Linked DNA regions of Homo sapiens: region 1 is linked to region 2. A link is a contact called in ENCODE Hi-C or POLR2A ChIA-PET data. All regions are on one chromosome and are shown on one strand. Each heading gives the region's core, a stretch centred on a gene start or an enhancer-like site at or near the end of the contact. The rest is flanking DNA. Distances are from core to core; before and after follow the strand shown.

The links. A loop is a pair of places that touch in the nucleus more often than their neighbours do. ChIA-PET counts read pairs that join two places held with the same protein, here RNA polymerase II (POLR2A). Pooled maps may share reads with other maps.
Region 1: a map of OCI-LY7 shows a loop between it and region 2 (6-fold over the local background). The contact joins two enhancer-like sites. A Hi-C loop is called at or near these places in 10 of 168 maps with a recorded cell type or tissue (MCF 10A, OCI-LY7, aorta and 7 more), 19 of 37 single-sample maps with no recorded cell type and 18 of 50 pooled maps. POLR2A ChIA-PET finds 5 or more read pairs at or near these places in 9 of 52 experiments (A549, AG04449, AG04450 and 6 more).

Annotation. Positions count from the first base shown.
Region 1 is chr1:31,783,315-31,790,015 of GRCh38, forward strand. No RefSeq gene overlaps it. Among named protein-coding and RNA genes, the nearest start is that of ADGRB2, 22 kb to the left of the region's middle. RefSeq lists an enhancer at 4,848-5,623 and silencers at 5,409-5,458, 5,789-6,078. Within about 2 kb of position 4,922, at least 40 of the 41 ENCODE cell types and tissues checked have a DNase peak (open chromatin) inside an H3K27ac peak, as active enhancers do; they include OCI-LY7, where a contact is called at or near this core.
Region 2 is chr1:31,741,692-31,749,041 of GRCh38, forward strand. ADGRB2 (adhesion G protein-coupled receptor B2) reads right to left here. Exons shown (of 33, transcript NM_001364857.2): 5 at 2,957-3,040; 6 at 2,502-2,666; 7 at 1,147-1,311; 8 at 362-526; 9 at 109-276; 10 at 1-34. Among named protein-coding and RNA genes, the nearest start is that of MIR4254, 13 kb to the right of the region's middle. RefSeq lists an enhancer at 3,078-3,127. Within about 2 kb of position 2,985, at least 3 of the 41 ENCODE cell types and tissues checked have a DNase peak (open chromatin) inside an H3K27ac peak, as active enhancers do; they include OCI-LY7, where a contact is called at or near this core.

The sequences.
Region 1 (6,701 bases), core at 3,672-6,171, 44 kb after region 2:
CGGAAACGGAGAGGGAGGGGTGACAAGATGAGAACTCATTCCAATATCGCTAAGAGAGTAAATTTCCAATGTTCTCATCACAAAAAAAATGTTAAATATTTGAGGAGCTAGATATGCTGATTAGCTTAATTTAATCATTCCACAGTGTATTAAAAAATCATAACACCACTTTGTACCCCATAAATACAACCGTAATTGGTCAATTTACAGTAAGAAAAACAATTCGAGTCATCCTCAACAGACCCTGGTACCCAGCATGGAGCTGGGGTGCGTACCCATTGGTGGAAATGGCCTGAACTTGGTAAGGTCAGAGTTGGGATGGGGAAGCAAAACTCAGCAACCTCTTTCCTCTCCACTCCCTCAGCGCCCACCAGTCTCGGGAGAGGGCCTGACAGGAATGACTGGGATCATATCTGGGACCTGCCACTTACTGTCCCCAGGACTCTCAGACCTGGGCAAACAAGGTCCATGCCCTGGGGTCCCATTTTAGATGACATCCTTTGGCCCTCTTCTGCATGGGGGTGAGGAATTCAAAGGTTCAGGGTCCACCTGGAGCTCCAGTCCCCTTCTAGGCCATATTCCAACCCATGACCCTGGAATTCCCTGCCCAAGGAGGCCTAAGCCAACAACCAGGGTCTATAGAGCCACTTTCCCATGTGCGTCCTTCCTCCTCAAGCCCAAAGGGTGGCTGTTTGCCAGGAGTGTGGACCTAGCAGGGATTGCAGTGTTGGGGTGCCCACCGGCATGCAGACAAGGGCCCTTATACTGCAGGATGGAGCCCAAGGTAGGATGAGAAGGGAGGTGGGCGGAGGGCTGGGGACCTCCTTTTGTGTTGTTGCCCTAGGCTCTTGAAACACTTGGGGTGGCTCTGACAAGCTGTTTGACCTTGGGCAAGTTACTTAACCTTCCTGTGCCCCCCAGTAGGGTTAATAATAGTACTTGCCTCTCAGAGTTGTTATGAGGATGAACTGAGTTAATTCATGTAAAGCAATTTGAACAGTGCCTGGCACAGAGTACCAGTGCGTAAGCGTTAGCTATTATTATCTATTATTCTAGGATTTGGCTTTTTTTTCTCTCTCTCTCCAGCTGCAGAAGCCCCTTCTCTTTCATTTAAGAGACTGAGCAAGAAGCAGGGAATGGGGATCCCCTCCACTTCCTCTTCCTCCTCCCTCATAGCCCAGGCCCCCTTTTCTCCTTTCCCAGCTCCTGCACCCCCAGGCCAGGATGCCAGGAGGGCAGCCAGGTCACTGGACTGAATGTCATGATTTGTTTAAAGTCTTTATTGGCTGAATGACTGAATGAGCAAGTGAATAAATGAAAAACAAGGACTGAGCGAATAAAAGTCAGACAGAAGGCTGGACGGACTGATGGAAGAACAGACTGACAGGCAGATGCTTTGGCTTTGGGGCCCTCAGATCTGTTTCCCTGAACATTATTGTTTTCTGCCTGTTTTGATTAGATGGTGGGAGGCAGATAGGGGAGGCAGGCTCTCTGCAAGGTCAGCTGTGGCCTGGCGAGTGGCTCACCCTGCAGAAGGGGCCCCTGTGCCTGTGGCGTTAGAGGGAGAATGCCCACATGCATCCAAGTCCTTCTGTGTCCTGTAGATGTCTGAGTGTGAATGAGAGACCTTGGGACAGGCTCTATCCTGGCCTGGGGCAGTGGGGGCTGAGGGGAGAGGCTGATGAGCTTCATTACTTCCTTATTTACACCCCAGCCTACTTCTGGCGGAGCCAGGCCTCAGTGCCCGCCTGGCAGCCAGCGGGTTAGCGGTGATGGAGAGCTCCCTTGGGGCCTGTCAGCCTCCACCATCTGGCCAGGCTGGGGAAGGTGGGGGGACCTGTCGCAGGATACCCCTCTGGGCCCTCCGGCTTGGCACTCGGCTCATCTCAGAGAGTGATGGGCAAGTGGACATGTGGGGGTGCAGCTGTGTGGGATTTTGTGTGTGTGGCCAGCCTGTGCACACACTGGCTAGGTCGGGGTGTCACAAGCAAAATGTGATGTGTTCGTATTCGTGACTGGCCATGTTTGTGTGTCTGCATGACTGTATTCTGTGCATGACAGTGTATGTCCCAGAACGCGAGCAAAGTGCATGGGTCTCACGTCTGGGGGTTTTCCCAGGGAAGCTCAGGGTGGAGACAAGGGTGGGGAGGGCTTGAGCCCAGTGGGGACTGGAGCTGTGGCTTTAAGAGGAAGGTGCTCAGTGAATTCCTGGCTCAGCTTTCAAGCAGGAGAAATTAACCTCCATGTCAATCTCTTGAAAGGGGCTGAAGTCCCTGTGAGGGAAGCCAAGTCAGGCTGAGAGCATCCCTGCCTGTCCTTGAGCCCCATTCCGGTGGTGGGCAGTGGGGGGACAACTCTGCTTTCAGGCACCATCCCAGGCTTCCCAGGGAAGCGTCCCTCCCTGGCCCCAGCACAGAGACAGGACACATGTAAAGCCACTCGGAAGTACAGGCACACAATTACCTAGACATGGACACTGGCACAGCGTGATCACACGTGATCCAGACACCCACATGTGTAGTCACAGATCTGCTGGGCACAGTACACGTACATATACCCAGGCATCATGAGACACTCACCTCATGCAGCCACACAGACGTATAGGCACATGCATGTTTACACACAGTAATGTGCCCATACATGGGTGAAACACATTCTTGCAAAGATGCACATGCTTAGAGTCACATGCATGCAGACACACTTGCATGTTTTCACACACATTCTGTCCCTCCCGTGTCCCCTCCCACCCTCCAGTTCTCTCTCAGTTCAATTCTCTCCAGTTCACTCCAGTTCTCTCTCAGTCCAGGGCCCTGCTGCCGCCCTCACCCACTATGGACAACCCTCTGAAGGGCATCACAGGAGGGTTGCATGCATATGTGACCCTATGAGTAAAAATCTGTGTGTGTCTACACGTCTGTTTGTATATGTGAGTGTCACTGGTAGTCTGTGTGGCTCTAGCTCTGTGAAAATGTATCTTTATGACACTGTGGGTATTTTTCTGTGTATCTCTGTGTATGCTTCTGGAAGGCCCTATGTGTGTCTGTGTGTACCCGTCTGTGAATGCGAGTATGTGAGACAGTGGGGAATTTTTATATCTATATGACTGCATTCTGTGGGCCACCTCTCTAAGTATGTCTGGATGTGTATATCTCTGTGTGCATTTGCATATCTGTGCCTGTGTACATGCCTCTGCGGTCCAGGATCCACAGTCTGGCTCAGTGGGCACCCCTGCCAACAGAGGCTGTGGCCCGGGGTGGGGCCAGGCAGGACTGAACTGAATACCCTGGCCATTGACAGTTGTATTTACAGAGCTCCGAGTAGGAACGTAATTGCTTCTATTAATCTTTCTCCGGTTGTTAATTGCTCACTTATCGGGTTGTGTATTATGCCGACTGTTGCTCTTAATTCGCCTCCATAGCTGCAGGTGTTTGCTGCCTTATTAACTGTTAATCGGCGCGACTAGGGATGGAGACTTAATTGGCCCCCAGAGTGGGACACAGGCGGGCCAGCCGGACACTGCCAGGCTCACAGCCTGTCCCTGGAACCCTCACCTGTGGAGCACAGTTGGCTGGCCCACCGCCATCCACCAGCAGACAGCAGTCTTGCATACAGCAGTCAGAGTGACAACTGCAGAGTATGGTCTCCATGCAGTCCTACCTCCTCCAGGAAGCCACTCAACCCCTTGGAACCCAGTTCTTACATCCCTGTCCATCACCAACAATCTTCCTCCACACAGGATAGGAGCCAACCCCAGTTTTTAAATGAACAAGAGCCTCCAGGAATTCTGCTGCTCCTATCCAGCACACTTAAGGGGTCCCTCTCGGCTTCTGCTTGCACAGTGCAAAGAACAGGGAACTCCCTCCATGGCACTGTTACATAGCTGCAGCAACGAGAAGGTTCTCCATACTGAGCTGACTTATTACCCCCCACACAAGTTGAAACAGAGGAGTCCTTACTGCCTACAACAGGGAAACTGAGGCTCAGAAAGGGCAAGGGGGTGGCCCCAGGGTTCCCCAGTCCTCTCTGGTAAAGGAACAGACATGTGGCTCTCCAAGCAGTTTCTGCTCTCAGTCTCCCTTCCATCCCAGTCCTGCTCCATCCCAAACACCTCAGTCCTGGAAGGTACTTCCTTAGCCACCACCTGCTCTGCCCTGGTCTTCGGGCCTCCCAAGCTCAGCTGTCACTGCTACAGCCGTCTCAGGCTCCAGGCCTTTGGGACAAGAAAGCAAGTTTTCTGGAAACCAGTGGGCTCCCTGAGAGAGACAAGGGTATAAGGGGGAGGCGGTAGGAGGGTCCACACTCACCAACCTGACCTCCAGCTTCCAAGAAGGACAAATAGAGAAAACAATAGTCCTCATCCTGTGCATCAAATCCAGTCTGCCCTGACATCTGGAAGTTCTTCTGGTGTCTAGTTGTCATGTCTTAAGCGGCAACTGAAGTTGATTTGCTTTGGTTGGGTTCTGAGAAGAGTTGGGCTCCAGGGAGGGAGGAAGGGAGCACCACTGAGTGCCTACTGTAGGCCAGAAAGCAGCAATTAGTGTGTGTAAAAGTGGCAACCAGTTAAACCCTCCCATCACCTGGTAAGTTAGAGATTAGTATCCCTGTTTACAGAGAAGAAAACTGAGCCACAGAGAGGGTAACTAAACTTGTCAAGGCCACACAGCCAGAAAAGGAATTGGAGTGCCAACAAGGCCTGGCATTGCTTGGGAAGCTGGGTGTCTTCAGTCAGGGATATCTGGATGGATTCATGCTAAGGGTTCAATAAGGGGACGTGGGGAAAGGGAACTGATGGTCACTGTCACAGCTCACTCATCCACCCCACATCTGAGAACATGGACAGGCTAAACACTCACGCATGCGCAGCCCACATGCCTATCAGACGGGATGAGGAAGAAGCAAAGAGAACCGTCCAGGGATAGTTGCCCAAACAAGTTCCGGCCCCGCCTCTATGTTAATGACATGCAGATATATGTAAATTTGTACAAGCAACCGCTCAAACCTTTGGGAGCAATGGGGTGACACAGGAGCAGTTGCTATGGAAATCCAAAAGCGATACCCGCTCTGCACCCCCACCCCCCTCACAGGCAGGCGCACAGACACGTGCACAAAGACGCAGGGTTCTTCACTCCGGAGCCAAGAGGATCACGGAGTGGCAGAGTGTGAACCGGAAGGACCCTCAGAAACTGCGTCCAGCCGGGGGAAGCTCAGGCCCGAAGAAAGTCACCGGGAGAGCAGTGTCGCGATCCCTGGTAGCCTGGGGCGCCTTCCACTAAAACCCAGGGCGCGAGGTGTCCCTTCCGGGTCCCGGGCGATTCCGGCTCCGGCCTAGCAACAACAAGCCCCGCCCAGCGTTGCATAGCAACGTCCCTGGAGCCTAGCAACCGTCAGTCACGCCCCCTAGCAACGTCATGCCTAATCCTCGCTCCAGGCTTCTGCCGAGAGAGAGAGGGGCAAGGGGCTCGTGGACTGGGGCCAAAAGGTGGCGGGGGTGGGGGAGGGTGTCATGTTTAGCAGGCTGCAGGATTTCGGGGCCCACCTACAGCCCTTCCACGGGCGAGCTGTTACAGAGCCGCGTTATCACCCCCATTTACAGAAGGGAAAACTGAAGCTCCCAAAGGAAATCCCTGCCCAGGGTACAGAGCTCGCTCTTGCCTGCGTGTTCCAGGAGAGCGGCTCTGGCGGCTCTCCGGAGGAAGCCCTGGACCTGGAGGGGAGGGAGTGCACACCCGTTTCCCTCCATACCAACTGCATTAGGAAAACCACCCAAACTGTGGGCTCAGAACCAAGCTGTAGGTTTGCATAGTAATTTGCGTCATTTGCATAGAGCGCGGAGGCTGCGGCGCTCCCAGGCCATTTCGAGCCGGAAAAGTTCCCGAAGGAGCCCCGCTCCCTCTCCCGGTTCAACTGTCCAGCCCCCTCTCCCTACCCCTCACCCGCACCCCACCCGCATCCTACCCCGCCCCCGCTTCCAACTCCTTGCGCTAAGTTCCCGCACCTCGCCCCACCCCCCGCTTTGACTCCGGTCCTGCCAGCCCCGACCTCCATCCCAAGGCCGAGGGCCCCCTCTGCTGTCGTCCGCGGGTAGGGCAGCCGCAGAGCTCATGGGGCAGAGAAGAAGGGCTCCCCCAACCGACCATCGCCCCACCCCTTCCAGTCCAGCAGGGGCCAGGGTGAGGCCTGTACATGGGTGGACTTTGCGAAGGGGTGAGCAAAGAGCGGGTAGGGCCCTTCTGGCCCCGGGGCGAAGGGTGGGGTTCTAGAGAGGTTCTCTCCTGGAAGCCAGGCCCCTTTCCCCACGCTGGGTTGGTTGGCCCTGGCAGCTGGTTCCCCCATCAGTCCGCAGATGCAGCTCTCTCGAGGTACACCCCACATGAAACGCTTGACAGTTGCAGTTGCTGTTAGAAGCTTGTTCTAGGCCCAAGGCAAGGCAGCACCGTCCAACCCTAATACCAGTCTCCAACCCCACCCTGAATGCCCACCACCAAGGCTAAGACCTTTGACATTTTCTAACACCAGTCTCTGGAATCTGGCAAGAGATACAGAGAGGAGTCACCCAATCTGGATCTCCTGACTTCCTCAACAGAGACCTACACACAGGCAGGCCATGAAACTCACACAGATACTCTCACATGCTTGCAGGCACACTAGTGCACAGAGATCCCTGAGAAGCACATAGACAGAGACTCGGAGGGAATATGGTG
Region 2 (7,350 bases), core at 1,735-4,234:
ATCACGTACTCATCCCTGCACATCTCATGGAAGGCTGTGGGTGCAGGGGTAAGGTTCAGCTGGGTCCACACATGGGGCCCCCAGCCCCCAGGGTCATTAGGGCAGTACCTGGACACCTCTTCTCACTACAAGGCTTCACCTCCTCTCCGGTGCCCTCGCAGGGGTAGCCCTGCGTGCCCGTGGCCTGGCACATGCGGAAGCGGCGCTGCCAGCCTGTGTCACACGTCTTAGAGCACAGGCTCCACGCATTCCATGGCCCCCACTTGCTATCAGTGGCTGTGGGAGAGGTGAGGCATATGAGTGGGCCCAGGTACCCCCATGGTCAGAGCTGCAACTTGCCACCACTGTGCCAAGCACTCACCCGGGCACTCGAGGTTGCTGCACTCCCGGGTGTCAGTGAGGGCACCCGTGCATGTGGCCCAGGCTGGGCCCGCCACGCTGCACTTCCGGCTGCGCTGTTGGGTCCCATTGGCACAGGACGTGGAGCATGGGCCCCAGGGACCCCATTCTAACCACTGGCCTTCCACTGCATGGGGAGACACAAGCAGGGGTGGCTGTTGAGCAGGATGTGTGAGGGCTGGTGGTGTGGAGAACCACAGGAAGACCCAGAGCCTGCTAGGCATTCAGATTTGAGCCAGGCCAGACCCACTGGAGTGGGGAGGGGAGGGGGTTATGAGGAAGGCTGGAGTGAGCAGGTGGTGCCTGGGCCTCATGCTGCCTGCCTGCCACCAGCTCCAGAAATACAGGACACCTCTCCTCTTAGCACAAGGCACAACTCACTTCTGGCTAAGGGAAGGGGCTGCAGGGGTGTCTTCTGATCTTTGCCAGCACTTCAGCCCAGCTTTGTGTCCTCTCACAGTCCAGCTGGCCATGCACCAAAATGCAAGGGCAGCCCAGGGCTTGGAGAAAGAGCTGTCCCCTCTTGATGGCGTCACAGGGTACTAACTCATGTCAGGGCTAGGGGTCAAGTCAGGGCTAGGGGGTCACCTCGCACACAGGCAGGCATACTTCTCCAGTCTCCCCATGCTTGGTCAAAGTTTAAGGGGCCCCCAGGGGCAGGTCACTGGACCTGACTGCCTCCCCAGGTCTCCCGACCCCCCACCGGGCTGGGCAGCGCCCTCATGGAAGCCCACGGGTGCTACTGACCCGGGCAGGCAGCCATACTGCAGAGCTTAGTCTGCAGCTCAGGACCCTCGCAGGCCTTGCCGCCGTGCTGGGGGGGCACGCAGGTCCGCATCCGGCTCCGGGACCCCCGCCCGCAGCTGCGGGAGCACAGGCTCCAGGACCCCCACTCCTCCCACACGCCGTGCACTGCAAGGAAGCACGTGGCCGGTGGCTGGGCGGCACCATGGCCCCGCCCACCACCGGCGCCTGCCCATCCGCCCACCAATCAGGAGCTCCGCAGCTCTGCGGCTGCTCCTCATTGGCTCTGCCCCGGGATCTGTTGCCAGGGGGATCTCCCAGGGCCCCACCAAGGCGCGACCCTTTGAAGGGATGTGCAAGACACAGGCTTCCGGTCCTAATTCACATAGGACAGCCCCTGTGGACGCCTGGACAAGGGGGCCAGGACCAACAGGAGGGGAACCAGGGGTCCTCCTCTCCTGAGGGCACAGGAAAATTCAGGAAAGGACCCAGGACCCACGCCATTCCACCCCTCCCCATCCCACCCACCCCTAGACCCAGAGCCTGAATACAACACAGCAGTCCGGGGGCAAGAGAAGCGCCCTTCCCAGCCCCAAGCGCACAGACACACAAATAAACATGAACCTCTACATGGACACCGACACACCGAGCTCACACGCTGGAACACAGCTTTGCCCCAGGCCTTTGCAAACTCCTGCCATACCCCCAGGTACCAAGAGCCCTTCCCAGGTAGGCCCTGCTCTAAATCCACAGCACCACTGGCATGGCCTAGGCCTCACTTCACCCACTCAGGGAGCAAGGAGCAGGACTGGCTGAGGCTACCCTGCCCTTGCCGTCTCAAGCAAGCACATGCATTTCCTTAACAACTACACACTCAACTGAGGGAGGCTTAGGGGAGGCTCCCTTGAGAGGGGGTGTCCAAAGGAAGGAGGGGAAGGTCAGGGAAGTGGCGTTTGTCTTAGATCTTGAAAGACAGGCTGAATTTGAATAGCCAAGGTCAGGGAGAAAGGATAGGACAAGAATCAGCAAATGCAGGGAGGTGGGAAAGTGCGCAAGCTACTGATATGGCCAGAGCGGAGTGGGTAAAAACACGAGCCTTGGTTACCAGGATGCAGGCACTGGGGGAATGATGTGCCCAGAACCGGGCCCAGTAGCATGGGCCCTGGTCTGATCCATCTGTGCCCCCAGTGCCCTGCACCGGGCTGGCATGGTACGCAGAGTTGGGCATGGTGTGGGGAACAGCCACATTTGTTGAATGAAAGGAGGAGGCAACCAACCATTTTGGAGATTAATCTGCCCAAGTCCCAGGCAGGACCTAACCCTGCAGGCAGGTGGGGTGGGGAGGAGGATGGGCCTACCTGGGCAGGTGGCTGAATTGTTGCAGGGCCTGGTCTCCCGCAGGGGCCCGCTGCACAGGGTCCCATAGGGGGAGGACACACAGGAGCGGGTCCGCACCTGCAGACCCTGCCCACACGTCAGGGAACACACGCTCCACGGGGACCACTCCTCAGCCGCCGGGTCGCCTACGAGAGAGGGACAGCGTCGGCGGCAGGGGGCACCTCCCAAGCACTCAGTCTCATAGGGATAGGGGGAGTGGCAGTAAGGTGGGGGCAGGCATCAGAGGGCTCCTCCTACCCTGACCCCAAGTAACAGGCTCTTCAGGAGGCCACCCAGCCCTTCCCACAAGCTTCATGTGGCACAGACGCGACTGAACTGCAGGACAGAGACAGACAGGCACACACCAAGCACACACACCACCAGACGCACACAGTCGGGCCCCCGCCGCAGAGGAAGGGAGGCGGGCCCGAGTTACCTGTCTGCGCCATGTATAGCCCAGGCTCATCTGCAGACCTCGGCCACTGGGTTTTCACTTTCGGTTCCTCTTCCGGCTCCTCACCTGGAACACGGAGGTGGTGGCAGGGGCTCAGCAAAGGCCAGCTAGGTTCTGTTACAGTGGCACAGTGAAGGCAGCCTTCCTTGCCCTCCGCCTGAGGGCCTGGAACCAACTGCATGATGCTCTCTCAGGATCACATTCTGCCCTCTGCCCCACCACCACTATTTCACAGACAAGGAAACTGAGGTTCAGAAGGCTACACAGGACTAGGCCCTGACCTCACAGTCATCTTTTCCACCTCTTGCCTCAGCCAGATGTGGGGGAGATTTAAGGGGCATGGCTGCCCATATGAAAGAGCTCTGGGAATGCTTCTGTGCCAAGTGCGGCCCATAACCCTCTCCTTTAGTCCTCTCACTGGAAAGAAGAACCATCATCTCTGTTTACAGATGAGGAAACTGAGGGCTAGACAGGGGAAGTGCCTTGTCCAAGAGCACACAGCTGCATTTGCTCCTCCATTGTACTGACTCCTAGGGGCTGAAAAAACATCCAAGCTGAGCTGCTGCAACCCTGGCCCCGAGCCTATCTCTGAGATACAGTTCATGCTCCCCAAGCAGCACTGGACTGTGACCTGGAGGCACAGGTCAGAATGCCACTCCTCTGAGACCCAAGGGGCCTAGGACAAGTGCCCACATCCAACAGACCTTTCTCCTGCTGGCCCTGAGGCCAGGAGAACAGCAGGTGCTCGAGGAGGCCAGGCTACCTTGACCCTGGCCCCACCAGGCTCTCAGCTGCCCTGATTTATGTGTCTGGGCTAGGCCTTGGAAGCACTACCAGCCCTGGTGGCTTCCATTCTCCAAAGCCTGGCCCTCCTGCACAGACATGAGCTCATCAGGGCCCTCTCCCACAATGGGGTGTCAGGGAGGGGCAGACATGGGCACAGAAGGGAAAGGCCCAGCAGCCTCTGCATGAGCAGGTGGGACTGGAAGAGCCTTTGAGGATGGGCTCACCCCATGCTATCCCCAGACTATTAGGTGCTCCTCTCCCCCACCTCCAGGCTCCTTCCTATCTCTAAAAGCCAGCAGTACTGGACAGGCACGCTGAGTGTGAAGGGACCCACCAGGGCTGCCTCTTCCTGCCCCCTGCTGCCCAGCCCGGGCTCTGCAGCTGAGAGGAAGCTCTTTCTCACCAAGCATGAGGAGCAGCCACCCTGAGCAAATCTGCTGCTGGGGGCTCAGAACTGCCACCCAGCCCAGCCTCTGGTCTCATCCACTCTGGGGCCTTTCCCTCCACGTCAGTCACCAGCCCCAGGGCCTGATCCACATGATCCCTGAAATTTCTCCATCTCTGAAACCTGGACTCCCAGAAGAGCTTTGGAGTGAATTAACCCTGGATCCCAAATGGGGTGTGGACATTGACCAGCTGTGTGGCCTCGGGCATGTCTCTTCACCTCTCTGACCCTGCTTTATCCTCTGGAGAACAACATTCATTATACTCCGCCCCCAGGACTCACGTGAGGACCCCCTGCCAGGAGGGCCTTGAAACCCTCAGCACCCTGCTTGGCACACGGCAAGTGCTCAGAAGACAGTCATTCTCGTTTATTTTTATCATCTCCCTTCTCTTCACAGCCTCCACCCCTTCCAGCCCCTCATGTGCCACCCGAGCCTACTCCCTCTGAATAGCATCTGCAGTTCCACTTGGCCCCTGCCTCTCTTGGGACCACAGAGGAGGTGGCAGGGCCAGGCGTGCCAGCTCCTCGATCCCCTCCCCCAGCCCTGGAGCCTTGTGACAAGCTACCCTCTCCACGCCCACCCCCAGGCTGCTGAAGAAATCTATGGCTGTGCCAACTGGCACCATGACAGCTTCAGGGGCTCCACATCCGCTGGGCGCCCGGGACTTCTCAGTGGCCCTTCTTGGCTCTGTTCCTTCCTCATTCCCCGCTGTGGCCATACTGCACCTTGTCCTCTCTCCTCAAGCTCATCTCTGCCCACTCTCTCAGCGATGACCTCAACATCGGGAGCCCCCAGCTTCTTGCCCAGCCTCTCCAACTACCAACTTCCCTGCAGCCCTTCTCCCCACAAAGGCCAGCCCCGTGGCCTGGGCCTGCATCCCCCTCCTCCAGCCTTCTCAGGAGGGCTCCACCCATTATCCCTTCTCATCGGCACCCTGTCAGCATTCTCCCCTTGCGGCAGCCCAGGAACAGATCCAGGCCTCCTTCGCTCTCGGAGAGGCCCTCCTCTGACCCTCTGTTTCCCTCCTCCGTCAGTGACTGCTCTGCAGCCAGCACTCTGGTTTTTCACCTGACACTCACTTCCTGGCTCAAATATCACCTCCCCTGTTAATCCACTGCAGTCTGGCTTCTGCCCACATCTCTCTGCTGAACGTGCTCTTGATAAAGTCATCAGTGTCCTCCTTGTTGCTAAATCCTGTGGATACTTTGCAGACCTGGTCTCACTTGACCCCTCAGCAGCATTTGGTCCTGCTGACTCGTCCTCCCTTGAAGCACTCTCCTGGTTTCCCACCTCTCTAGCTACTCTGTCCCCATCTCCTTGAGGGGTCTATTTTCCTGCTGTTTCCCATATCAGGAGTCCATGCTTTGTCCTGTTTTCACTGCACGTGCTCCCCACCAGGCTTAATTAACCCCCTCTGAACCAATGCTCCCAAATCATCATCCCCAGGCCCTGCCTCTCCTGTGCTCCATTCCTGGATATCCTCCTGCCTCCTGAGCAGTTCTCCTGACCATCAAATTCAGCATGTCCAAGAAGCCCACCATCTACTCTCAAATCTCTACTTGCTTGTTTCCCCACCCTCTTTGCCTAGAAAACTCCTACTTGACCTTCAAAACCCACCTCAAATGACCTCTCATCTATGGAAACTTCCATATTGTCAACTCCCCAGGCAGAGTTGGCCACCCCCTCTTCTATGTGCCCTTTCATCACAGATGGGTCCATCTTCTGACTGTCAGAAATACCCCCAACTCTCTACCATAAGCCCGTTGAGGGAAGGCTGTGAGTCCTCTCCTTGACCCCCAGGGAATGCCAGCACAAAACTCAGCCCAGCGAAATACCAAGAAATAAGCACCAATGAATACATTGTTCCCAGCTTCCCCCACAATGGGGCTCACGAGGAATGGTCATTTGTAATCTTGACTCCCCATGCAAAGTATCAGCTCCGTCCCACAGCACCAGCATTCAGATTTGATATGCCAGCCTGCACCAAAGGGACCACTAAGACAGGCTCAAAGACAGAGCTCCTGGCCCCTATTTATTCACAAACACTTTGGAGGTGCAAATCCAGCTGAGAGTCCTCCCATCCAGCTCCTGTGTGGGCTTCCTGCCCATCGTCGTGTCTGGGGCATCTACCAGTCTGGCATCCAGTGCCCACCAAATGCGGACACGTGAGAGACCAGCCTGACCTGCTTGTCGGGGTCTCACACTGTTTCCTGTGGTCCCTGCTCCTCTTCTAACCACTCACAGACCATCTGCTGGCCAGCCCCACAATGTAACAGGAGGGGCAGGGCGAAGCGGGAGTGGGTTGGGGTCAGTGGTTTCCAGAATTCACCCTATTTGAAAATCAGAACATGTCCGAGGTTCAGTTTTTGGATCCCTTTTCCGGCCTCCTGAGCTGGGCCAGAGAGGGGAAGGTACAAGCCCAAGGCCACACAGCCAGGCCCTACACTGCCTGCCTGCCCCTCCATTCCCACCCATCCCACTCAGAGGAGAGGAGAGGCCAGCAATTCATTCCCACACAGGGGAAGGCTGGTTCTCCCTGGAGGGGGAAGAAGACAGATAAGAGCAGAGGTGTCATTTACTGAAACAAACACTTAGTCAGCACACACTGTGTGCAGGCCCCAGCCAGCCCTGAGGCCAAAACAGGGCAATCCAAGAGGAAGCTGAGCCAGGCAGGGTCCAAGAGGACAAGGAGGGGCCCCCAGAAGGGACGTGAGTACCCCCAAGAACTCCTGAGTGTTCCACCCAGTGAGCTCAGCGGCTTGTGGGCCAGGTGCCCCAAGGCCTGCAGTCCTGCAATCTATCAGCTTTCCCGTCGGGCTGCCAGTCATGGGCACAAACAGATGTGCTGCCTGGGACACACTTCCCCACTTGACCACCTGATAACCTCATAACTATTCTGTTCTGAATAAGGCAACGTTTACTAAACAACTCCTACATGCCAGTCACTGTGCACTCAGCATCACCTCATTTCATCCTCATCAGGGCTGGTTTCCCCCATTTTACTAATGAGAAAGGAAGCTCCAAGGTCTCATACTAGAGAGAGGCTGAGGTGGGATTCAAACCCAGGCCTGCCTGACTCCAGAGGCCGTGCTCTTTCCACTGTACTACACTGGCTCTGACAAAATGCCACTCAACTTGGACCTC